Linked DNA regions of Homo sapiens: region 1 is linked to region 2. A link is an interaction called in ENCODE POLR2A ChIA-PET data of the cell type or tissue named here. Cell type or tissue: Panc1. All regions are shown on one strand. Links, peaks and the distances in the headings refer to the core of each region. The heading gives the core; the rest is flanking DNA. Region 1 overlaps LRRC72 (leucine rich repeat containing 72). Region 2 holds the start of CRPPA (CDP-L-ribitol pyrophosphorylase A).

What was found. Peaks named below come from ENCODE experiments on the same cell type or tissue, not always from the same donor. Only the 100,000 strongest peaks of a DNase experiment are listed, where the experiment ranks them.
Region 1: POLR2A ChIA-PET joins it to region 2 with 5 read pairs; 14 of 35 experiments call an interaction of 5 or more read pairs at or near these places.

What each region holds. Positions count from the first base shown.
Region 1 is chr7:16,565,080-16,581,227 of GRCh38, forward strand. It overlaps LRRC72 (leucine rich repeat containing 72), which reads left to right. Exons shown (of 9, transcript NM_001195280.2): 6 at 1,234-1,323; 7 at 2,312-2,464; 8 at 14,995-15,022. Among named protein-coding and RNA genes, the nearest start is that of LRRC72, 46 kb to the left of the region's middle. In Panc1, for the core only: no CTCF peak of the experiment used is centred there; no DNase peak of the experiment used is centred there.
Region 2 is chr7:16,410,058-16,421,577 of GRCh38, forward strand. CRPPA (CDP-L-ribitol pyrophosphorylase A) reads right to left here and starts at 11,481. Exons shown (of 10, transcript NM_001101426.4): 1 at 11,009-11,481. The coding sequence starts at 11,265. LOC105375168 (a long non-coding RNA gene) reads left to right here and starts at 10,629. Exons shown (of 5, transcript XR_007060223.1): 1 at 10,629-10,925. RefSeq lists silencers at 11,072-11,131, 11,152-11,291. In Panc1, for the core only: CTCF peaks have their summits at 11,087 and 11,303; DNase peaks (open chromatin) are centred at 6,989 and 10,644; H3K4me3 peaks cover 1,659 bases; H3K27ac peaks cover 2,568 bases.

The DNA.
Region 1 (16,148 bases), core at 3,702-11,701, 160 kb after region 2:
TTCTCCTTATTAGGTGTATTTTCAGAAGAATTTCCTAGAAATTGCATGTAGGTAGGTGGAATCCGAATAACTAAAGATTACTGGCCAGGTGCGGTGGCTGATGCCTGTATTTTGGGAGGCCAAGGTGGGCGGATCACGAGGTCAGCAGTTCGAGACCAGCCTTGCCAACATGGCGAAACTCCGTCTCTACTAAAAATACAAAAATTAGCCAAGCGTGGTGGCAGGCGCCTGTAATCCCAGCTACTCAGGAGGCTGAATCAGGACAATTGCTTGAACCCGGGAGGCAGAGGTTGCAGTGAGCAAGATCATGCCATTGCGCTCCAGCCTGGCAACAAGAACAAGACTCTGTCAAAAAAAAAAAAAAATGCCCAACTGAAAATCATTAAAGTTTTATTTCACATTGTATTGAAAAAATATGTTTATTATCATCTAGGATGAATAGGGAAAATATCTTTTTTTAAAAATAAAGCCCTCACAACTTCTAGTTGAGGATGTTTAAAAACATAACTATGTGCTGATTCCCAAGGGATATGATGTCAAAAGTGCCAGGGCTGCTTCTGCATCCACATGCCCCCTTCTTCCAACCACTGCATTAGGAAGTGCGGTTTATCACACATCCTAGCACCTGCACACCAGGATCTCAGAACTGCACGTGCCTGGCCAGAGGTAGACAAGATGCAAGAGCCACTTCTGCTCAGCTCTGGTCCTGCTGAGATCTGAAGCTACTATTGACACATTCTGAACTATGAGCAATGGTGTGGAGGAAGTAAGTTCTATTAGAGCCGGGTGTTGTGTCTCTGCCTATCTTCACACATGCACCCTTGTGAACTTGGAGACTGAAAGAAGAGTACCAAGTGATATTTTAATAAAAAGTAGCCTCAAGACTCCAATAGAGCTGATATCTAGTTCTTCATTTACTAACTTATTTATGGACATGTTAAAAATTTCCCTCATTTGTTGCAGACTTGGGTCAATGATTTGATCATAGCCCTTAGCACAGTTCCTAGTGGATAGTAAGCACTTGGTAAATATTTGTTGAATGAATGAATTTAACAGATAGAAAAATTAACTGGTGCTCTAAGTAAAGGTTTAATGGGTCTATTGCTTGATATGGAGAAGAGCTTTACAAGTTCTTATGTTTTATACGAATCTCTTAATTTTTTGTATTTTATAAGTGATAAGTGAAACTGATTTTGAAATCTGACATTTTTATTTTGGATTCTTCATTTGCAGGTCTATACCAAAATCCTTTGTGCCAATATAACCTGTATCGTTTATATATCATCTACCACCTTCCAGGAGTGGAGCTGCTTGACCGAAATCGTAAGGACCCTTCCTTCTTGCAAAGAAATATTTGAGAAGTAGTCTTATAGCTCAGCGGTTTAAAAACGAAGACTACCTTTGAAAATATGTCTTTGTAAAAAATATATCTTTGAATAATTGTCTTTTTAATGGAAGTTTTTCAATTATTTATTTTTGAAAGACTTGCTCTCTAAAATTTGCCCTAATTTAGAAATTCATGTCTCTTTACTACTTTATTAGAAAGGCCCTCTAACTGAGCTGAGGAAAGTATTCCTTCTGGTCCTGGTTTTGACATTAACAGGTTGGATGCCAAATCGTTTACTTCCTGGCACCTTAGTTTCTTATCTCAAAAGTGAGGGAATTGGAATAAATCTCATAAGGCCAGTTTAAGTTCTAAAAGTCGTGATTTAAAAATTCTGTAAATATATATATATTGAAACATACAATGAATGATGACTTCTTTATGAATACATCTTCAAGATAGCATGTCAGATTTCTATAAGCCACATGCACACACACACACAATCAACCTCAGCATATTACACTTAACATTTTTTGAGGCCTATTTTGCCCCCAAATGCTATATTATCTATCTACTTACCTTTCTGTCTCTGCAGGTTTGAACATTCTTAATAGTTTATTACTGAGTAACCACTTTCTATAGGATACATCGGAAACTTATGGTTATACCTCTCCTTTCTAATAGCCTTGAGGAAATGAAAGGATGTTTCATGCTAAAATTTTAATCATCCTTGGTGATGTGTTAAAGGGTGTTTGGGATGCATTAGATTGAAGGATTAAGCTCTGTCTTGTGACATGTGGGGTGTATATTGAGTGCTTGTAAGATTATGGAAATAAGCGTGATAGCCCCTTTACAAAACAGTTTTGACAGGATGTTCTCATATATCATAGTTTAGATAAATACATTCTTGAAAGTGTTCAGTTCTATTTTGAATCACTCCGCCTATTTATAATGTTATGCAATAACATTACTTTTTGCATTTATCAGAAGTTACAGAAAAAGAAAGAAGATCAATGATTACCATTTTTAACCATAAAAAGGCTCATATCGTTCAATCAATAGCATTCGGAGGAAAAGTGGATGCTTCATGGGATCCTAAATCACCATTTAAGCAAAAACCAGCCCAGAGAGTACCTTCAGGTATTTCGTAAAAAAAAAAAAAAAAACAAATTTAATGAAATTAAAACTCCTCAAACTTTTGGGTAATTTGATTGTAATAATAACAACTACAATTTACAATAAACTTAAGTATCTATGTAATGGAATAATTTCTAATATATTTGCTAACCTTATAATACTTTTAGTCCAGTTAAAGTAGGTATGCAATTTTCATCCTCACTCATGCATGTGAAATTAAATGGGGTGCTGTGATAATAACGAGATAATACATTGAAGCCTCTATCCCAGTACCTAACACAGTATAAAGGGCTCAATAAATAAGCCATTGTTATTTTTATTACCACTAACATGGATGATTTTACCAATTAAGTCTATATAATTTTTGATAATATAGAAAAAACATGAAGAAGAAATAAAGATCATCTGCAATTCTACCATGCAGAAATAAGCACTGGTAATATTTTGATTATACTCACATACAGGGTCATTATATGCAAGTATAACTTGAATATTTTCAGGATGTTTCATTTGTAGGAATTTAATTTCATATTTGTAACAGAAATGCAAAAAAAAATAGGGGTTTAGTTTTCTCAGACAGCAAAGAATAGAAAGATAGGGTATCTAGGGTTAGCATAAAGTTCTACAATGTTGTCACTGTTCAAGGATATATCTGTCTTTTGTTCTGCTACTCTTAGTGTGCTTTATGATTACAAGGTGGCTGGTGTACCCCCAAGCCTCACATCTCCATTCCACGAAGGAAGAGAGGGTGGATAAGAAAAGGTGCAAAGGTAAAATCCTTTTCTTTATGACACTTCGCCAAAGAGACAACATACATTTTTAAAAAACCAAACCAATTATCTAGAAATAAAGGGGAAATTGAATTAAAAAATAGTTTGGAAGAAATTACCCAGAATGCTAAATGGAGAAAGAAAGCAATAGAAGATATGAATTAGATATTGAGAAAAGGAGAGACATTAGAAAGAGAAGGTCCAATATAACTTCAGTAATAGTTCCTGAAAAACAAATTATAGATAGAAATTGAGCAGAAGGTAATGTTTAAAGTGATAATGGCTGGAAATTTTCCCAAACTGATAAATAAATTCTTAGACTGACCAGACAATTACCAGAATTGGCAAAGAATTCTTAGATGCACCAGACAAAATGAATCCAAACACAAAAAAGACACATAACAACAACAACAACAACAAGAGTCTTCACCAAAGGCAAAACCATCTTAAAGCAGTCGGAGAGAAAACCCAGATGACCTACAAAAGAATAACACAGAGATTCACAACAGACTCTCCAACTACAATCGTGGAAGTCAAAAAACAGTGATCGAAAGTTTTTAAAATGCTGAGGACAAGTAATGGCCAACCAAGAATTTTATAACCAACTCAATTATTATTCAAGAATGAGCGAAAGGTAAAGGAAAAGAAAAAGAAGAATGAGGACAAAATTAAGACTTCCCTGAACTTTTTATTGTGAAAATTTTCTAACAGGAAAAGTTAAAGAATATTAAAATAAATATTGGTATATGCCCACATATATTCAACAAGTGTTCATATTCTGCTATATTTACCGCCCTCCATATCTGACGCTTTGCCTCTTTATTTAAGGACAGGTGGCCAGGTGCGGTGGTTCACACCTGTAATCCCAGCACTTTGGGAGGCCGAGGCGGGCAGATCACCTGAGGTCGGGAGTTTAAGACCAGCCTGACCAACATGAAGAAACCCCATCTCTACTAAAAACAAAAATTAGCCAGGCATGGTGGCACATGCCTGTAATCCCAGCTACTCAGGAAGCTGAGGCAGGAGAATCACTTGAACCTGGGAGGCGGAGGTTGCAGTGAGCCATTGCACTCTAGCCTGGGCAACAAGAGCGAAACTCCATCTTAAAAAACAAAAAAACAAGGACAGGTCTCCTCAGAAGACCTTAGAAGTCATTCCTAAATGAATGACTTACACTGCATTTGGCATTTCCAACTACAGTGTAAATTGGAAAATCAATGTATTGCCAAAGGATTAAAATGTTTCAGCAGCAGACATCATTACATTTCACTCCTGTCAACCTAAAAAAAGACATCAGAGAAAAATATCTCTTAAGATAATGAATTTATTTGGGAGTAAGCAAAAAGAATTATAACCCAGGATGCACAGCTATGGCAAGCCACAGGTGCAAGAGAGGAAGGGAAGGGAAGGGAAGGAAGCTTTTTATTTGGGAAAAAGTGGCCAGGCGTGGTGGCTCAAGCCTGTAATCCCAGCACTTTGGGAGGCCGAGGCAGGCAGATCATTTGAGGTCAGGAGTTTGAGACCAGCCTGGACAACATGGCAAAACCCAGTCTCTATTAAAAATGCAAAAATTATCTGGGTGCAGTGATGGCACCTGTAATTCCAGCTACTTAGGAGGCTGAGGCAGGAGAATCGCTTGCACCTGGGAGGTGGAGGTTGCAGCGAGCCGAGATCACGCCATTGCACTCCAGCCTGGGCAACAGAGGGAGATTCCTTCTCAAAAAAGAAAAGAAAAAAAAAAAAGAATTCACATAAGCCTCTTGGAAGCACAGTTCATTGATTCCAGAGGCCCAAAGCTACGAGTTCATTGGTGGAGATTCTGTTACTAGGCAAATGTTCTTTTGAGAGGATCTTATCTGAATTGTTGAGTCCTAAAGAATGTATAGTGATAAACTTGGTCATAGAAATGTGTGCATACATGAGAAATGTAGGTTATGACAAACATGAGTTGTGTGCAGGACACAAAATAATGTATTGTGGGGGTTATTTTGGAATGCCCTTGAGACAGGTCTTATCAGACATGCAAGCATGAGCTCTCCTTACTGCCTTCTGGCTCCAATTTGTTTGATTCTGACAAGAGTGATTTCATCCTGGTATCTGCAACTTTCACACTTTTAAATAATTTAGACTGAAAGTTTAAAAATAAGGACATTTTCCTGTTAACCATAATGTCACTCTCACACCTTAGAAAAAAACTGGTTTGTTTATATTACTTAAAATATAACTCGCCAGGCGTGGTGGCTCATACCTGTAATCCCAGCACTTTGGGAGGGCTAGGTGGGCGGATCACCTGAGGTCAGGAGTTTGAGACCAGCCTGGCCAACATGACAAAACCCCATCTCTACCAAAAAATACAAAAATTAGCTGGGTTTGGTGGCGAGCACCTGTAATCCCAGCTACTCAGGAGGCTGAGGTATGAGAATCGCTTGAACCCAGGAGGTGGAGGTTGCAGTGAGCCAAGATCACACCACTGCACTCCAACAGAACGAGACCCTCTCTCAAAACAAACAAACAAACAAAAAACCCATATTCACATTTTCTCAATTGTTCCAAAAAGGTTTCTACAGTGCTTTTTCAAACCAGAATCTAGTCAAGATTCACAATTAGATTTTTTATGCTCTTCAGTGTCTTTTAATTTAGAAGAGATTCCCTGGTTTTTGTTTCTGTTTTTTTTTTTTTCTTCCATGACTTTTTGAAGAGAACAGGCCAGTTATACTGTAGAATGCCTCAATTTTAAATTACTTCCTTAAGGTGTCATTCGATTTGTTCCTTTATTCCTAGTATTTCCCATAGAATGAAAGTAACATCCATAGGACATGTTGTAGGTGCAGAGGAGCATAGTGTAAGGCAGTGGCTTTCAGAGTGTAAAACAAAAATGGAATTCTAAGGCCCGTCAATCATCTGAATGACCCTTCCTCTTGGCCAAGAGCATTCCAAGTTAACCTGAAAAATTTGTTCAGGCCGTGAGGGAAGGGGGCTCCGGACATGCCTCCTTATACCCCCCTCCCTTTTGGAATTCAGGAAAAGCCAACCAGCATTAACATCAACACAGATATTAAGTCTGATAAATATTTACGGTTGTGGTGGCCGGCAAGATGGCCGAATAGGAACAGCTCCAGTCTGCAACTCTGAGCGAGATCCACACAGAAGGCGAGTGATTTCTGCATTTCCAACCGAGGTACCTGGCTTACCTCACTGAGATGGGTTAGACAATGGGTGCAGCCCACGGAGGGACAGCCAAAGCAGAATGGGGTGTCGCCTCACCCGGGAAGTGCAAAGGGTTGGAGAACTTCCTCCCCTATCCAAGGGAAGCCATGAGGGACTGTGCCTTGGGGAACGGAGCTATCCGGCCCAGATACTACACTTTTCCCATGGTCTTCACAACCCTCAGACTAGGACATTCCCTTGGGTGCCTACACCACCAGGGCCCTGGGTTTCAAGCACAAAACTGGGCGGCCATTTGGGCAGACACCGAGTTAGATGCAGGAGGTCTTTTTTCATACCCCAGTGGCACCTGGAATGCCAGAGAGACAGAACTGTTCAGTCCCCTAAAAAGGAGTCTGAAGCCAAGGAGCCAAGTGGTCTAGCTCAGCGGATCCCACCCCGACAGAGCCCAGCAAGCTAAGATCCACTGGCTTGAAATTCTCCTTGCCAGCACAACAGTCTGAAGTCGACCTGGGTCGCCCGAGCTTGGTGGGGGGAGGGGCATCTGCCAAAACAGAAGCTTGAGTAGGTGGTTTTCCCCTCACAGTGTTAACAAAGCCGCCAGGAAGTTCAGACTTCAGGACTAAACCAGGAAGAACTCAAATCCCTGAACAGACCAATAACAAGTTCTGAAATTGAGGCAGTAATTAATAGCCTGCCAACCACAAAAGCCCAGGACCAGATGTATTCACAGCTGAGTTCTACCAGAGGTACAAAGAGGAGCTAGTACCATTCCTTCTGGAACTATTTTAAACCATAGAAAAAGAGGAACTCCACCCTAACTCATTTTATGAGGCCAGCATCATCCTGATACCAAAACCTGGCAGAGACACAACAACAAAAAATTCCAGGCCAATATCCCTGACGAACATCAGTGCAAAAATCCTCAATAAAATACTGGCAAACTGAATCCAGCAGCACATCAAAAAGCTTATCCACCATGATCAAGCCAGCTTCATCCTTGGGATGCAAGGCTGGTTCAACATATGCAAATCAATAAATGTAATCCATCGCATAAACAGAACCAATGACAAAAACCACATGATTATCTCAATAGATGCAAAAAGGCCTTCAATAAAATTCAACACCCCTTCATGCTAAAAATCCTCAATAAACTAGGTATTGAAGGAACATATATCAAAATAATAAGAGCTATTTATGACAGACCCACAGCCAATATCATACTGAATGGGCAAAAACTGGAAGCATTCCCTTTGAAAACTGGCACAAGACAAGGATGCCCTCTCTCACCACTCCTATTCAACATAGTATTGAAAGTTCTGGCCAGGGTAATCAGGCAAGAGAAAGAAATAAAATGTATTCAAATAGGAAGAGAGGAAGTCAAACTGTCTCTGCTTGCAGATGACATGATTACATATTTAGAAAACCCCATTGTCTCAGCCCAAAATCTCCTTAAGCTGATAAACAACTTCAGCAAAGTCTCAGGACACAAAACCAATGTGCAAAAATCACAAGCATTCCTATACACCAATAATAGACAAACAGAGAGCCAAATCATGAGTGACTCCCATTCACAATTGCTACAAAGAGAATAAAATACCTAGGAATACAAATTATAAGGGATGTGAAGGACCTCTTCAAGGAGAACTATAAACCACTGCTCAAGGAAATAAGAGAAGACACAAACAAATGGAAAAACATTCCATGTTCATGGATAGGAAGAATCACTATCGTGAAAATGGCCATACTGCCCAAAGTAATTTACAGATTCAATGCTATCCTCATCAAGCTACCATTGACTTTCTTCACAGAATTGGAAAAAAACTACTTTAAATTTCATATGGAACCAAAAAAGAGCCTGTATAGCCAAGACAATTCTAAGCAAAAAGAACAAAGCTGGAGGCAACACACTGCCTGATTTCAAACTATACAACATGCCTACAGTAACCAAAACAGCATGGTACTTGTACCAAAACAGATATATAGACCAATGTAACAGAACAGAGGCCTCAGAAATAATGCCACACATCTACAACCATCTGATCTTTGACAAACCTGACAAACACAAGCAATGGGGAAAGGATTCCCTATTTAATAAGTGGTGTTGGGAAAACTGGCTAGCCATATGCAGAAAACTGAAACTGGACCTCTTCCTTACACTTTATACAAAAATTAACTCAAGATGGATTAGAGACTTAAATGTGAGACCTAAAACCATAAAACCCTAAAAGAAAACTTAGGCAATACCATTCAGGACATAGGCATGGGCAAAGACTTCATGACTAAAACACCAAAAGCAATGGAAACCAAAGCCAATATTGACAAATGGGATCTAATTAAACTAAAGAGCTTCTGCACAGCAAAAGAAACTGTCATCAGAGTGAATAGGCAACCTACAGAATAGGAGAAAATTTTTTCAATCCATCCATCTGATGAAGGGCTAATATCCGGAATCTACAAGGAACTGAAACAAATTTGCAAGAAAAACACAACCTCATCAAAAAGTGAGTGAAGCATATGAACAGGCACTTCTCAAAAGAAAACATTTATGCAGCCAACAAACATACGAAAAAAAGCTCATCATCACTGGTTATTAGAGAAATGCAAATAAAAACAACAATGAGATACCAACTCATGCCAGTTAGAATGGCAATCATTAAAAAGTCAGGAAACAACAGATACTGGAGAGGATGTGGAGAAATAGTAATGCTTTTACACTCTTGGGGCAGTGTAAATTAGTTCAACCATTGTGGAAGACAATGTGGCGATTCCTCAAGGATCTAGAACCAGAAATACAATTTGACCCAGCAATCCCATTACTGGGTATATACCCAAAGGATTATAAATCATTCTACTATAAAGACACATGCACACATATGTTTATTGCAGCACTATTTACAATAGCAGAGACTTGGAACCAACCCAAATGCCCATCAATGATAGACTGGATAAAGAAAATGTGGCACATATACACCATGGAATACTATGCAGCCATAAAAAGGATGAGTTCATGTCCTTTGCAGGGATGTGGATGAAGCTGGAAACCATCATTCTGAGTAAACTAACACAGGAACAGAAAACCAAACACTGCATGTTCTCACTCATAAGTGGGAGTTGAACAATGAGAACACATGGACGCAGGGAGAGGAACATCACACACTGGGGCCTGTCGGGGGCTGGAGGGCTGGGGGAGGGATAGCATTAGGAGAAATACCTAAAGTAACTGATGGGTTGACGGGTGCAGCAAACCATCATGGCACATGTGTACCTATGTAACAAGCCTGCACGTCCTGCACATATATCCTAAAACTTAAAGTATAATAAAATATATATATATATATTTTATACTTGTCTAACTCACCAGGCATGGTGGCTCACGCTTGTAATCCCAGCACTTTGGGAGTCCAAGGCAGGCGGATAATTTGAGGTCAGGAGTTTCAGACCAGCCTGGCCAATATGGTTAAACCCCGTCTCTACTAAAAACACAAACTTAGCCAGGCATGATGGCGGGCACCTGTAATTCCAGCTACTTGGGAGGCTGAGGCAGGACAATCGGTTGGACCCGGGAGTTGGAGGTTGCAGTGAGGTGAGATCGCATCACTGCACTTTAGCCTGCGTGACAGAGTAAGACTCTGTCTCAGAAAAAGAAAGAAAAGGAGGGAGGGAGGGAGGGAGGGAGCAGGCTGTGACCCAACCACCTTGGGCACATGTTCTCAGGATCTCCTGAGGGCTGTGTGATAGGCCATCGGTCACTCATATTTGGCTCAGAATAAATCCCTTCAAATATTTTACAGAGTTTGACCCTTTTCATCAACAAGGGTATGGTCCCCAATCCAGCAGCATCAATATCACTTAGAAACTTGTTACCAATTCTTGCCCCAAACCAGATTTACTAAACTAGAAACAAGTGTGGGACCTGAGAAGCTGTGTTTTATAAAGCCCTTCAGATGATTCTGATGTACACTCAAGTCAGAGATCAACCAATAGAGAGGTGGTAGTACCAGTGTGGGATTAGACTCCCTTGGGTTTGAATACCAGATCTGCTAATAATTATAAGTTTTATTTTGGACATTTGCTTTAGATTTCTGATTTTTAAAATGAGTATAATATCTTGCTTTGACTGTTATGCTTGATATGTAAAACATTGAGATACTTGATCTGACACATACCAAGTGTACAATAAGTTGAACTATTGTGTTAATCAGCCACTTCCTTGGTTTATGTAAAAGTCCTTCCTTTTACTTCATGTGAGAGGTGATGGCCCAAATGGAATGTTATTGGAGTAGACCATGCTGTGGTAGGAAAGGAGTCTTTAGATAGAAAATCTCCCCTCTTAAAAACAGCGAATGCACACAATAACAAACAATGCAAGGTCAGCCCCCACAATCTATTTTTCAGTGCTATAATTATTATTGGTGTGATCCCTACCTTTAGGGATCTACATTTCTTTTGTTTAACCAGATTGCTGGAAGAACTATAATCCTTTTTAAATTCTCTTTACTCCTTTTCATATTGAACCTCCAAAAACAAAATCAGGAGCAGAAAAGATAGGGAGAGTATTTTATTGCATTTGAAACTTTTTCTTCTTAATTAAAAGATATGTTGACTAAAGCCTCTAATAATCGATAGGACAATTATTATAAATCTACTCATTTTCCACAAAAGGCCGCTATATCATAGCAACTAAAAAGTATTTTTAGCCCAGAGTATGGCTTATTTTAGCATATCTTAATTAAGCAAACATTTGTAATAAAACTAATAAAACGCGCTATGTAAATTTTTAAAATTTATCCATATAGTTTTGCAGCTTCTATATTTGTTTTTTTATAAATCTTACCTTATGGTGACATTCTAAAAAATTATAAGAGTAATTCTAAGAGAAATATGAATTATTTTATTGGAAAGAAACTACACTTAAAAATGTTTATGAGGCAATTGTAAAGCCACATTTTGATTTTATTATCCTTCATCTGAAGTTAAGAAACCAATTATATTTCTAATATCTTGAGAAGCAAGATCAATTTTAAGTTTTCTTCAAGTCCCATCTATCAGTCCTTATCAAATAAGTATGGTTAAAAGGGTTGTACCAATTTTCATTACTGTCTCTGGGTTTTATTGCATGATAGCCAATATTCTCAGAACCAAAACACTTTGGGCTTCTACCTGGCTTTAAGAACCTGATTTGCAGATTTTTCACCAATTACCTATATGTAAATGTAGAAAGACATTAAGGGGTATTTAAAATAAAATACCAACAAGCTTTTAAAATGTCCATTAGTGGTCCAAAAGTGAAGCTGCCAGATTTCCACCATGTTTGCTCAAGACAGAGCTCCAGGTGCTGAGCCCAAGCTGGGGTATAGTGTCACAGAGCCTGGGCCTGGCAGGTGAGGCATGTACTACTAGGGAAGACAGAAGGGTAAGGCCAAAAAGGAAGACCAGGCAGACTATTTAACAAACAGCAATTCACCAAAGAGTGCACCAGTACAGACAAGGCAGGACACAATCCAGAGAAAACAGATAATTGAAAGGTATGAGCTGGGAGATCAACGGCTCAGGAAATCAAGTCTTGAAGACATTTCTGACTTTGGGTAGCTATGACATATCAGGCACACCCAGAAGAGTAAATGCCAACTGCTACCTATGCATGAAGGTTCAGGTAGGTATTAGAGGTCAATGTGAGATCTAGAGATTGTTTGGCATAGGGCTGAGCAACTGAGGGAGTTGTGTACAAGAATTTGTGAAGGGAAAAATCAGCAGTCAACAGAGCTTCCATGTTGCATAACTCCAGTGGACACTCTTTGCACAGAAAACATTTACTGAGGCCCCCCAAGAATTGTGCCATAAAGTAGCCCTGGGCCAAAGAGATAAACTAGAATTACTTTCTAAGGGAGATACCATATACAAAAATAGATTCCAGAGAGATTGAATATCTAAATGTAAATGAAATCAGGAAGTTCTGGAAGAAAATACTTTCATAATCCCAAAGTGAAGGCCAATCAAAGCCTCACACAAAACTCAGAGGGCATCAAAGAGAAATGTTGACAGATTTAACTACATGAAAATGAAAAACAATTATATGTATCCCATAAATATGTACAACTAGTATGTATCATAATAATTAAAAATAAAAAGCATCATATAGGAAGAAAATTAAAATGCAAAATTGGAGGAAGTCTTTATAACATATATAATAGGCAGAAGTTAACACTCATAATTTCTAAAGGACATCTCCAAGTCAATTTAAAAATCCCAGTAGAAAACAAAATAAACGACATGGACAAGACATATATACAAAGAAAGAAATGTAAATAATGATCAGCTTCACTAACGATCAAATAAATGGAAATAAAAACAATGAGATACCATTTTCATCCAACAAGTAGGCAGAAGTTTTAAAGGGTTGTTAAAGATGAGGGGGGAACGAGCACAATTCATGTTATTGATGGGAATGTAAACTCGTTCAACTCTCTTGGATGACCATATGGCAGTATCCACCAACATATAAAATGTGCAAACCATTTGACACAGCAACTAAATTTGATCTCTCCCCTACAGAAGTGCTTGCACATATGGACAAAGAAAAAATATATAGGTATAAGGCTGCATGTTGCAACATTTTTTATAATAGCAAAAGTAGTAGAAACAATTTAAATGGTCATTCATAGGAGAATGTTAAATAGACTATGGCACATTTGTATAATACAAACTATTCCATTATAGAATTAATCCATAATATATTTGGAGGTATTAAAAACACCTTGGCAAGGCGGGCAGATCACCTGATGTCAGAAGTTTGAGACCAGCCTGGCTAACATGGTGAAACCCCGTCTCTATTAAAAATACAAAAATTAGCCAGGCGTGGTAGCAGGCGCCTGTAATCCCAGCTACTCAGGAGGCTAAGGCAGGAGAATCGCTTGAACCCAGGAGGCAGAGGTTGCAGTGAGGCAGAGGTTGCAGTGAGCCGAGATCGTGCCACTGCACTCCAGCCTGGGCAACAGAGTGAGACTCCATCTCAAACAAAAACAAAACGAAAACAAAAAACAAAACCACACACATTGAAAAAATAGTATACTATGAGTAATAACAAAATTAGAATTTTGTCAACAAACAAATCTCTATGTATATATACATGTATGTGTGTGAGTACACGTGTGACATATAGGCTGGAAACATACATACAAAACTTTTAATAGTGATACTTAATAGTAATAAGAGGAAGTGGAAATTTCCCTTTTTACTCACTATTTTCTTTATTGTTTATATTCATTGTAAGTAAAGTATGCGCTTTTTGTAATTAAAAATGAAGACGAGAACAGGGAAATCCTGTCATTTTTTGACAATATGGATGACACTGGAGAGCGTTATACTAAATGAAATAAGACAGACACAGAAGAACAAATACTGCATGATCCCACTTATATATGGAATCTAAAATAGTCAAACTCATAGAAGCAGAGAGTAGAATGGTGATTGCCAGGTGCTGTGGGGAAGGGGAAATGGGGAGATGTTAGTCAAAAGGTACAAAGTTTAAATTATATTACACAAATGAATAAATTCTAAAGATCTTATATGATGTGACTATAGTTAGCCGTATTGTATACTTGAAGTTTACTAAGAGAGTAGATCTTAAGTGTTCTCACCACGTATACACAAAAAATGGCAACTGTCTGGCTGATGAATATGTTAATTAGATTGAGTGTGATGATTATTTCACAATGAATACGTATATTAAAACATCAAGTCGTACACCTTAAATATATACAGTTTTTATTTGTCAATTATACCACTAAAGCTGGGAGAAAAATGTAGAAAAAGAAAGAGCCTAGGATGATCAGAAACGCATGAGAGACTTTCGTTAGCCACTTGTGAAGGGAATAATGCTATGAATTCAAAGGCAGAGAGGCTTTGTGGTCGCTGCTGCTTGTGGAATGGCAAGAGGTGATACTGTGGGCTTCTCTGGCACAACAGGTGCTAGTAAAATCCATCTCTGTACGGGCCCTAGGCTTTCCGGAGGGAAATCAACAAAGCAGTGACAGTCTCTGGAAGACACCGTAAGAAATCCAGGTTTTGAGGACTAGTCTTGGAGCTTCAAAGCTAGGAAGATCTAGATTCTTGTGATCTAGTATTTGTTTATTCCGTTTCTTTAAAGTTAATGCTAAGAATCCAAATGGTTGAAATGTTCCTAAATATTTCCCCTCATTTGGACTGTTAGTCCATTTATAGATGCATGTGCCTTTCGGAAGAAAAGGGATAGGTTTCTGCATATCAGCCTCAATATCTTAATTATAAAAATTCCCACTTGGATTCCATTGGTACATTATAAATTGACTAAGCTTTCTGTTCTCAGGGTTTTGAGATTTGTATTGTATTAAAAAAATTTGCCCCAAAACCTAAGGCAAAACCCACTATATCTAAGAGAAAGTTTTGCTTTGGAGTTAGATAAAAAGGCATTTTTGACAGATTGAACTATTTGCGTAAAGAATAACTTGAAAACAGAAAGCCCTGCTTTATACTTTTCCTTTATAGCATTGTTCCACTGTTTTTAAATGCTGGATAAATATTTTAAAATACTAACTTTAAAATGTATTTTTTTTTTAGATTTTGCATTTGCAAATAATGTAGACAAGTAAGTAATTTTATCTATACATTTATTATCAGATTATTTCATAATTGTGTTGTCCCTTTACTTCATCTCCATTTCCTAAAATAGATTTTAATGAATTAAAAAATGACTCACTCTTCAATAGATGAGAAAAATTGCTAGGTCTTTCTGTGATAAATGAGTTCAAGCTCTGTATTAATATTTGACATATTTGGGCTTTTAATATTACTATCAAAGTCCTAAATAAGCAAAAAGATAATTTGATGCTTAAAAAAATAAACCTCGCCAGGCGCAGTGGCTCATGCCTGTAATCCCTGTACTTTGGGAGGCCATGGTGGGTGGATCACCTCAGGTCAGGAGTTCGAGACCAGCCTGGCAAACATGGTGAAAACCTGCCTCTACTAAAAATACAAAATATTGGCCTGGCATGGTGGCAGGCGCCTATAATCCCAGCTACTCAGGAGACTGAGGCAGGAAAATCACTTGAACCCAGGAGGCAGAAGTTGCAGTGAGCCTAAATCATGCCACTGAACTCCAGCCTGGGTGACAGAGTGAGACTCTGTTTCAAAAAATAAAAAAATAAAAAATAAACCTTAACTATTAGCTATTCTGAAAGTGGGGTTTTATATTCCTTGTTTAGCTATTCTCTAAATATGTTCAGTCATAGCAGTTATCATGTAGATTAACATTTTATATTCATTGGAATTTACATTTCCAAAAGCAAGCACCTCACTAATACTATGGAAGACTTTTCAAATTCATGAATACTGATGAATTTAGAGTCATCATTCTTTTTTTATTTTTTCACTTAAGATGTTTTTCTTTGGATACAGTATTGAATATTATCTCCATGTACATTTATAAAATATGGCATAATGTAGAAAAAAACTTAGCAATACAATGAACTTACAATAATAATATGCATAGATCTATAAATATTTTAACCATCTCATTTAACTGGTTTTAAAACATGACTGCATGAGTATGTGAGATCTAAACTGTAATAGTTGATCCCCAAATATGTTCAGATACTTTATTTATAAAATAAACAATATATACAATAAAAATAGTGTCACTTAGCCTGAAAGTCATTTGTCAGTGGAGCCCGCAAATTATTTGTTAGTGGTACTATACTACAAATAACACAGAA
Region 2 (11,520 bases), core at 3,502-11,501:
ATAAATAAATCTAAGAATGAAAACAGCATTCCCTATGCAGTGTGATTTTGTTGATAGTTTTGTTTCTAGGTATTTGACCCTCTGCTCTGGTTTCTAGGTCCTAAGGCTCCTTGAGAGCTGGGATTACTTTCATATTTCACACACCTTGGGAGGATGTTTATCACAATCAAAAATAATTCACTTCAGAACTCCAAAGAACAATCTGTAGTAAACTGTACAGGCAATGAAAGTGATTCTGGAATAAGACTAAACGTGGGTTGTTCTTTGTTTTGTAGCCCATTTCCTAGGCCTTTCATTGCAAATTTAGCAACTGCAGAACTTAGACTGCACTCACAGTTTCAAATTAAAGTTATTAGCAAGTGGTGAGTGACAGTTCTTCAATCCCTCTTAAATGTGGGATTTCCCAAGATTCTGGCTCTACTGCCACGGCTGTGACCCAAACGGTCATCTCTACCATAATTTACTGCACTAGCCCCTCAGCTGTTTCCTCTTACTCTTCTTAACCCAATACAATCCATTCTCACCACTTCTGGATGATCTTTCTCAAGCACAAATCTGAGGTCATCCCCTGCTGGCTCTCGAGCAAGACCCTTCAAGACCTGACCTCAGCCTACTTCATGCACATCACTTGGTCTCTTCCATGCCCTCTTACTCTCATACCCAACTACTCCCTGAAGGGAAGGCATCTCTCATACTCAGGTATTTGCATGTGCTGCTTACCTGGCCTCTCAACACTGTCCCCATCCCTCTCTCCTCCCTAACTGCCCCTACTCCCCGCCAGCCCTGCCCGAGTCTTTCATACTCATCAGTTCTGACTTCAGAGATGGCTCCCTCCAGGAAGCTTTCCCTGACTGCCATTCTGCATACAACATCCCTGCTTCTCAGCTTGCAGAGTGCTTATACACGTAGAGTCCTAAGGACTATACTGCACTGTTTATAACTTTATCTTCCTCACTAGGCTGCCAACTCATAGAAAGCAAAAACTATGTCCCAGAACTTAGCACATACTCAACTTTCAGTAACATAGTAGAAATAACACCTAAGATATATGGAATGTTTGCTAGGTACCAGGCAATCAATGTGTAGAATATTTCGCCTGCAATATCTCAATATCCATATCAGCTCTATAAAGCACATTATCATCATCTCAGCTTTACACATGAGGACACAGGCAGTAACCTGCCCATAATCACACAGCTCAGAAACTAAGGGACCAAGCTGTGATCTCCAGTCTGACTCTGGGGCCTATAACTTTAGCCTCTGTAAATAATGCACCAATACTGTCTCTGAGAGGAAGGTGAAAAATCCAGGAGAGAAAAAATCATTTTGGATCATTGCATCTACAGCACTTCATTTATATTAAGGTTGAAACACGTAATATTCCTGCTTTTATAGTCAAAAGCGCTCAAGTTTCTTATAATTTCTTGTAACTCAGGCAGAAGTAGGCATTCTTTCATGTGTTCCTTTAGTCATTTAACAAACATCAAGTATGTATCAAGCATTTGTCAGGCACTATACTAGATACTGATGAGTCAGTAATGAACAAAGACTGACAGAATTCCTAACTTCTCAACCACATGTCAGTAAGTATCTGTTAAATAAACAGAGAGGAGAATGCTTGAATAATTAGGCATAAAAACTGCTCTTAGATTTATAGAAAGCTACTAAAAGTATTTCATATATACTTCAGCTGTTTATTAGTGTGACATGTTCACTTTTTAATATAGGAGTTATAAGTATGTGTTCAACTAAATAAGTAGTATTTTTAAAGGAAAGATTACAACTTGTCCTCTAAACTATTCACCTGTCACTTTTCATAGTATATTCTACCAGAAAAAAATGGTTAAACTTTTAAGGAAATCAGTTTGCTACTTTTTAAAGAAAATTTACATTGACTTAAATGTTAAAATATGATGAAGAATTAAGAGGCAGATAGGATAACATTTGACATAAAGTAGTCATTCAAGTATCTATTCAATGAATTAACTCCCAATTTTACTAGATTGCCTTAAAATAACTCAAATTCTCCATTCCATCAGACAGAAAACAGCCAGAGTAGATGTAAATAATTACAAACAGACACTTATGGCCTTACACTATTTCAAACAATTGTATGAGACTCTAAACAGAAAATGGCATTTTAAACCAGTATTTCTCAAACTGCCAATTTCGGGTCCCATTAGAGTGTCATAAAATCAGTTTATAGTAAGTTTTAAAGCAACTTTGTTGGGTAAATGAAATGGAAATAGAACAGAAAAATTAAAATGCGTAGCACAGAGATAGGTTGTTTGCATGAATTTTCTTTCAAATGTGCGTGAGTATATAAGTAAATATGCATTTGTCACTGAGCCATGAGGCAAAAACGTAATTCTTGTAACAGGTCAAAAAAAAGTTTGGAAAACACTATTTTAGAACGCTCTTCAGAGACAATAGGCTTATAAAGCTATTTTGGTCAGCAACCAAGCATACACCCAGTACTTGCAAGTCTTTATAAGTACTGTTTGTATTTCTAAGGATTTATTCACATTCTTTTCTAGTTATAGAACTAAAAGTCTTTTATAGTATTAAAATTTAATAATGTAAAATCATGGGACTTAAAAAGACCTTAAGTACCTCACACAGTGTCTACCGATCAAATATTTGCTGAATAAAGAGATCTAGCTTACCTCTTAACTGAGGACAAGTCCACACCAAACCCTCAGCAGCCTAATTCTGTCAAGTTCTCCTGAATATTTCCTTTCTAGCACATTCCATAGGCAAATAGGAACCTAGCCTTAAGCTCTATTACACCTACAGACATTGAGGAAGAAATATAATAACTCAAAAGTTATTTTCTCCTGGAATAACAAATATTGCTTACAGGAATACTCGGCCCAGACAGTTTTAACAGATCTATTGGGAACAGAACATTTTAACAAATGCTTTATGAAACAGATGGGAAAGATCAGGCCCTGTTAACACCTCTGAAAGCCCTCTCATCTAGTCTGCAGAGTTTGGCTGCAAGGGGACAGTGGCAGCTGCTGCTCATTTCCATGGCAGCCTTCACGGAAACTTGGCCTCTGGATTGTACTATGGACATAATTCATAGATTTCTATTTCTCCATACTGACCCTGACGTTTTAGCAGCAAAATATTGAACTGGCATGATGGGGCTGAATCTTGGATTACCTTTGCAATGTGAAGCCTTCCTACTATGGCCCATGAAGGCTCCCGGTTGTCAGGCCTCAGCCTACCTGCCTTAGACTTACCACTTATTTTGAAGGTGTTCCATGCGGTCCTTTGGAAATGTAACACTGACCTCTAATCATCTGACCTGTACAAAATACAAGTCCCATGACTCAGACTTGACCCTTTTATTAAGGAAGCCTTGAGACAAAATTTTAAGTCAAATTCATCTAACCACACAACTAAAAGCTTTCCTTTCTCATTCTGAATCTCTAATACAGTTAATCACTAAGAGCTATCAACACTAGCTACTAAATATTTCTCCTGTCTTCTCTACTCCATTCCTGTTATCTCAGCCTAATTCAAGTGATCAACCTTGTTCATCTGGACTAACATTTATATCTTTACTTGTGTATCTTGTTCAACAGAATTTGCTGTGGTTTTCCAAAATCTAGGACAGCATATGTAAAAGTACACAAGAAAACAAATCGAATAAATGGACAAAAGTTTTTTTAAAAAACAAAGTTAATATACTGAAACACAGACTATGGAGTCTTAAACAATAATGAAATATAGACTTTCATTGATTTCCAAGCCCAATCTCAATCTGAAGATTTAGTTTCCATAATATAAACACATACAGATCTACAAAAGTGATTTTTCTCCCCAAATTTACCTGGAGTTGTCTGACTCAAGGAGACTAATTCACTCTAGCCAAACTGAAAATATTCTGAAACATGAATCAGTGCCAATAGATTAACATACAATGATACACACAACTATCATAAGGTCTAGAATACTTTTTAATCAGTGGAACAGCACATTTTCCTGTAGAAGATTTATAGGGGAGGCCGAGTTATAACAAACTTTGACAAGCATGAAACCATCTAAAGGAAAGTTATCTTAAGCATTGTCCTCCACCTAAGAGAGCTCAAAAACCTCATGAACTATGAGGAAAGCCCTGCCAGACCTTGTTCAAATCCACTGTCAGGAATTCCCAACCCCTACCCAACTCATCACCAAGTCTGAATAAGCATGGCCGAAGTTTGCCTTTCTTAATCCCTTTTGCTGTAGTTGTCATCTTAGTCTATTTTTCAGCTATTCCAGGTTGACCACCCCCCTACCCCAACACACACACACACACACACACACACACACACACACACACACACACACACACCCCATGACACTTTCCTTGTATATTTAAACCAGAAATTAGATTACTGGCAGGAATTTTTGCCTCCTACAACAGATCCAGGGAATACATTTTTTAAAACAGTAAAATCTAGATACATCAATTGATAAATTGTGAGTGAATGTTATGGTTTAATTGTCAGCTTTATGCCCCTGCCAATAACACCATTGTCATCTGATTTCTTGGAGCAACATTTCCTTATAGAAACTCAGGTCACAAAGCGATAGTTATCTAAGTGATTAGTACCCCTAATCTCAGTTTCTTGTTAGTAAAAGGCGAAAACTAAGATTCCCTTTAGTTTATAACCTGGGGTTCAACAATTATATTTCAGTTTGGTTAAAAAGCCAAAACAACTTTTGAAATCCTAGGAACATTTTTAATCAACTTCTGAAAGGGTCTAGTTCCCAGCATAAAGTAGAAATGAGTTGTTATATGTGATCCTTCCTAGTAATAGCCATATGCACAATTCTGGACTACCATTCTTTAAGATTGGAGTATATTAACCTATACACACATTCATGTATACTAATACATATGTCTATACATGTACATGATGTTTAATCATAATATACAAATATATCCACAAACAACATAATCTTGATATGTTAAATACTTAGCTTGTAAATCTCCATTTTCTCAGAGCCTTTAGCCAACATGCCTCAGATACTGGTGGGTTCAGAGGTACTTTTGAATCTCATTTAATCTGATAAGTAGTTTTCTAAGCAGTTTCAATGGCGCAAAGTAGAACTTGGCTAAACTAAAACTGTTCTGATTTTGACAAAAGGAAAATGGACAAGCAATCTGAAGTTCCAGTCAATTCACAAAATGGATTTTCTTTCAATGTCTCCTCCAACTCCTTGATTTTAGAAGAATAGCTACTTTAATATATGGCATGTCTGAAAAGCAGAAAACTTCCTTGAGTCATCTATCTCAGGCACTAAGGATCTCACTGTATCAAAATGTAGTCTCTCTTAATTTCCCCACTGCCATAGAGTACCGAACTCAAGTCATTAGCTGTGCTAATTCTCAGCCAGAGAATAAGCCTCAGTATCTGTTAAAGATCTGGGAATTTTACTCTTCCTTTTGAAGGATTCAATCAGGTGTCCCCTTTTCATTGTTCTACCCCACCTCCAGAGATACCCTGTGCCTCTGATGTCTATACTTTTTCAAGGTCGTATAACTTTAATCATCTTACTTCCTGAGAAGTAAGTTCTACCTGAACTGAAGTTCTACCTGAAGGCTTATGTTTTAGCTTTCCTGGGTTCATTAAATCTGATTAGGTTACCACGCGCCTAGCTCTTGAGTTTATTAGTACTTATCTGCTGCACTTCCTCTCATTCTCCCTTCTGTAGCCATACATTTTTAGCTCCTTTAGATGGGTCAAGGAAGTAGTGGAAACAAATGTATGTGTAAGTGGCAGTCTTTAACTAGAGGCAAGACTAGCCATGTTTCCTTACATTTCCCTATCCCAATTTAGGAATTTGGGGCCAAAGTTCAGAAGTTTCTACCTTCTCTTTTGCAGTCCCCAATTAGTTCAAAATTCCAAAAGACAAATCAACCCATAAGAGTTATTTTCAATGGTAGTTTGAATTTCTTAGGTGAGATATTAAAAAATTACAACTTCTCAACCCTCTATTAGTGAGATAGCAAAAGTTTGGGCAAAGAATATCCTTACTTATGAGGGGCAAATAAAATGAATTTTGAAGTCAAATTCAGGGCATCAATTTCAAACTATACTATAAGGCTACAGTAACCCAAACAGCACAGTATTGGTACACAATAGACACAGACCAATGGAACAGAACAGAGAACCCAGAAATAAAGTTGCCAAAAATAAGCAATTTTTGGGAAAAGGACTCCCTATTCCATAAATGTTGGTAGGATAGCTGGCTAGCCATATCCAGAGGAATAAAACTGGACCCCTACCTCTCACCATACACAAAAATTAACTCAAGATAGATTAAAGATTTAAATGGAAGACCTCCAACTATAAGAATCGTAGAAGAAAACCTAGTAAACACCATTCTGGGCATCAGCCTTGGGAAAGAATTTCTGACTAAGTCCTCAAAAGCAATTCCAACAAAAACAAAAATTGACAACTGAGAGAAAATTAAACTAAACAGCTTCTGCACAGCAGCCAGGTGTGGTCACTCACACTTGTAATGCCAGCACTCTGGGAGGCCGACGCAGGTGGATCACCTGAGCGCAGGAGCTCAAGACCAGCCTGCCCAACATGGCAAAACCCCATTTCTACAAACAAATACAAAAAAAAAAATTATCTGGGCATGGTGGCACGTGACTGTAGTCCCAGCTACTTGAGGGCCTGAAGTGGGAGGATCGCTTGAGCCCAGGAGGTTGAGGCTGCAGTGAGCTGAAATCCTGCCACTGCACTCCAGCCTGGGTAGCACAGTGAGACCCTATCTCCAAAAAAACAATAGAGCTTCTGCACAGCAATTGAAACTATCAGAGTAAACAGTTTTTGCACTCTCAAGCAAAGGCCTAATATCCAGAATCTATAAGGAACTGTAAACAACTGAACCAGCAAAAAACAAATACCCACATTAAAAATGCACAAATGACATGAACAAACACTTCTCAAAAGACAACATCCAAGTATCCAACAAACAAACGTTCCACATCACTAGTCAGAAATGCAAATCAAAACCACAATCAGATACCATCTCACACCAGTCATGATGACTATTATGAAAAAGCCAAAAAAAAACAGATGCTAGCAAGGCTGCAGAGAAAAGGGGAACACTTATACACTGTTACTGGGAAAGTCAATTAGTTCAATCACTGTGGAAAGAAGTTTGGAGATTTCTCAAAGAACTTAAAACAGAACTACCATTCAACCCAGCAATCTCATTAGTGGGTATATATCCAAAAGAAAACAAATGCTTCTACCAAAAAGATGCATGCACCATGTTCATCACAGTGCTATTCACAATAGCAAACACAGGGAATCAACCTAGGTGCCCATCAATGGTGGATTGGATAAAGAAAATATGGTACGTATACACTATGGAATACTATGTAGCCATAAAAAGAACAAAATCAAGTCCTTTGCAGCAACATGATTGCAGCTGGAGGCCATTATTCTAAGCAAATTAACAGAGGAACAGAAAACCAATTACCACAAGTTCTCCTAAGACGGAGCTAAACAATGGGTACTCATGGACATAAAGATGTCAACAACAGACACTGGGGATCACTAGAGGGAGGAGGGAGGGGGCAAAGGTTGAAAAACTATTCAGTACTACACTCATTACATGGGTGATGGGATCAATCATACCCTAAACTTCAGCATCACACAATATACCCAGGTAACAAATCTACACACACATTCCCTCTGAATCTAAAATAGAAGTTGAAGTTATAAAAAAAAAAATCAAATTTGGGGTATCACATACAGCCCTTGAAAAACAAGAAATGACATTCTCTTAGAATAACCTAAATGATTGACAGTGGTGACACCCATTATTTTTCTTATTTGGGACAATGAGAACTGTGCTTTCTCTTTAATAAGCAAAAAGCATGCGTAATTTCTCAACAGAGCAAAAAAGTAGTCTTATAAGGCATTTTATACTTCCATGTCCTTTTCCTTATTTGAATTTGTATAAATTATCTTTTTTAATGAAGTGACTTAAGACTTTTGGCCCCATACCCTAAGAAAACTATCAACAGTCTGTAGGGCTGATCTTTTACAGAAGGAAGTAAGGGCTTTCACTTGGCAAATGGCCAAGCAGCACCCACACACTGCTATAAAGCAAGCTTTCTAAGGACTTCCTAGGATATACCCAAAATATAATCATGTTCCATAAGCTCTTCAGACATAATAGTGATAAAAATGAGCCATGAAGTATTTCAGAATGAAAATTTTGATGAGTTACTATTGCTATTAGGATTTTCTGACTGCTGTTATCAGTTAAGTAAAAGTAGAAGACAAACGTTTTATTTTCCATAAACAAGGCCTTTCCAAACATTATTTTCCTTTAAAAGTGAGTGTATTAGTCTGTTTTCACACTGCTATAAAGAACTGCCCAAGATTAAGTAATTTATAAAGGAAAGAGGTTTAATTGACTCACAGTTCAGCATGGCTGGGGAGGCCTCAGGAAACTTACAAGCATGGTGGAAGGTGAAGGGAAAGGAAGGTGCCTTCTTCACAAGGCAGCAGGAAGGAGAATGAACACAGGAGGAACTACGAAACACTAACAAAACTACCAGATCTCATGAGAACTCACTATCAAGAGACCAGCATGGGGGAAACAATCCCCATGATTCAATTACCTCCACCTGATCTCTGTCCCATGATTCAATTACTTCCACCTGATCTCTCCTTTAACATGCGGGGTTATGGGGATTAAAATTCAAGATGAGATTTTTGGGTGGAGACACAGCCAAACCATATCAGTGAGATTTTTAGTGTCCGCCTATCTTAGACTGCCTCAGAAGATGCAAAAAATTAAAGTTAATGCAAAAGTTTTCTCCATGGGAGAAAAGTTTAGTGTAAAAGTGACTATAATCCCCATAGCTAATTACCACGCAGATAAAGATCCTGCTGGCCAAGACCCATTGTGTCCCACAGAAATGCCTTCATATATGAGCTATGTTGTCACAATGTTCATGGCACTGGAATATTATAGGTAAGTGGTTCATGAAATGGTTTCAGGGACCCCTCTCCCCACTACCCAGAGAAATGGAATAAAGTTAGCAACTGGAATCATTTCAAATTTTGAGTTTCAGATGTAATCATTGGGCAGATTACCTAAATCAGTGATTATGGCTTTTTACACTTCCATTTTCCAAACTCCAATATTCAGAAAGTAAAATAGTCATATGAGAACCTGAAACTGCCTTTGTGAAAATTATAACTGAGGAAATTAGGACAGTGAAAGATCAGTCCTAACTAACTCCATCTTGCTTCTAACCATTAAGCTCATTCCTTGGCATAGGCCGAACTAACCTTGGGAAGGAATTTAGTTTATGGTTTGACTCTGGAACAAAATTGATAATAGCCCTTTCCCAAAAAGACCCCTTTCTTGCCTGGGGACCAGTCTGCCTTCACAGGACTAACAAATTAGCTACAAGATTAGAAATTACAGTTTAGGGGTCATGCATCCTCTGGCTGCAAGAGTCTGAACCTCTCCAAATTGCTCCTGGGGATAACATCACTATTGTAAAACCTAAGATCAGTGCTTGAGATATTTTATAGACCCTTCACTCCATGAATCAGCTGACACCACCCAACCCAGTAATCTGTCTCAACCAGTTCTGCGATCCCACCCAGAAACAGAAGACACCAAGAAAACCTCACATAGACCCCCTATGATTCCATCTCCAAACTCATCAATTCGCACTCCCCACTTCCCGAGCCTCTACCCGCCAAATTATCTTTTAAAACTCCGATCCCGAAATGCTCGATTTGAGTAATAATTTTTGAGTAATAATTTTTTGAGTAATAATTTGATATGAGACTGATTTGAGTAATAATAAAACTCCAATCTCCCGCACAGCCGACTCTGCGTGAATTACTCTTTCTCCATTGCAATTCCCCTGTCTTGATAAATCCGCTCTGTTTAGGCAGGGGCAAGGTGAACCCGTGGGGCGGTTACAAAACAACTTGAACCTTTTGGCTTTTGAAGCATGTGTGAGGGTTTGCGTGGGGCTCCTTTCTGGGGAACGTGCCACTTCCCTTGGACTAGAACCTCACTAGCTTGGTTTTCAAAACCTCCTGCAAAGGCAATGTATGCTAAAGGATGACATCTATCTGGAAATGCAAACGGTTCGCATCAATTCAAGGCTTCACAAACTACCACAGCTCCCCACTGGCTTCAGAGAAGTTCAAACACCTTAGCAAAATTATGTGGATATTTGTAATGCCGCTGCTTCCCACCCCTGCACCCTCGCCCCAAGCTCCACCTCATTACTCAGTGCTAAAAGCAAAGTAAGTTAATATTATAACATACCCCTTCATTTCACTTCCTCAGCTCCTCACGACTGTTCCCCTAGTCCTCCTTATCCCATTCCCTGTCTCCTTCATTTCCCCAACTAGTTAACTTCAGTGCCCTTTCTAAGATAAAGGGGGTATGACCTCAAATTCAGGCTTAAAGCCCTTTCCACCATTGAAAGGTTATTAAATTCTGCTCCTCTCCCCTCCTGCAGCACCTAGTAATTAGCGCAGCCTGTCTCACAGAAGGTGCTCAGTAAATGAATGAAAAAAACGAACACACGCCCTGGAAACTTCAGTGTGCACGTACAACTCAATCCACGCATGCGCGGAGGCAGAGCCCCAGGACCGCGAGACTATCCGCACAGCTTCTCCTCAGGCCCCACAGCTAGAACCCCAAATCGCCTAGTCCCAACCCATGCACTCTCTAATCGGCGCCACACGACGGGCCTTCCCCACAACCTCATCTGCTTGGGGACGTAAAGGGCTCTGTGGGGGAGCTGCAGCTTTCGTGCCCATCTGTTAAAGGCCAGAACTTCCCATCTCTGAAATGCGGGAGGGAACAGAGCTCAAGCTTGAATAACTGAGCGCGGCCCGGCAGTCCCCCAAGTGAAGGTGCTAGCGCTAGAGCAGCGGCAGGGCGGGGAGCGGGAGGCCGGGCCCCAGGGAACCGCGGGGCGCGCCCGGCGCCGCATTACCTCTCCAGGGCCTGTAGGGTGTAGCTGATGAGCGGCCTCTCCAGGATGGGGCAGAATTGCTTCGGGGTGGGGACCCCCATCCTCTCCCCGCACCCCCCGGCAGGCAACACAGCTGCCACGGCTTGCGGGTGGCGCCCGGGCTCGGTCCCGGCCACGCTCTGCAGGGAGGCGGAAGCCGTGTGGTCCGCGCCGCGCTGACCACTCAGGCAAGGACCCGGCTCCGCCGGCCTGGCGCTGCCCGGCGGCCCGGCCTCCATGGCTGCGGGCGGAACGGCGAGCCCCGCTAGCCTCGGGCCGATGCGACCCCGCGCTGCTCCCACCCTCGGCCGGGGTCGCGGGGCGAAGGGCAGACCACGGAGAGGGACGCAGAGCGCGCAAGCAGAAGGCGCCCCCCTCAGCCGTCGGAGCCCCGCTGTTGCTGCCCCGCAGGGGACGATCCCGACAGCTACGGCAGCAGCTGAGGCTGCCGATCTGCCCTCGCGGCTCGGCTGCGGCCTCCGCACCCGGTCCCA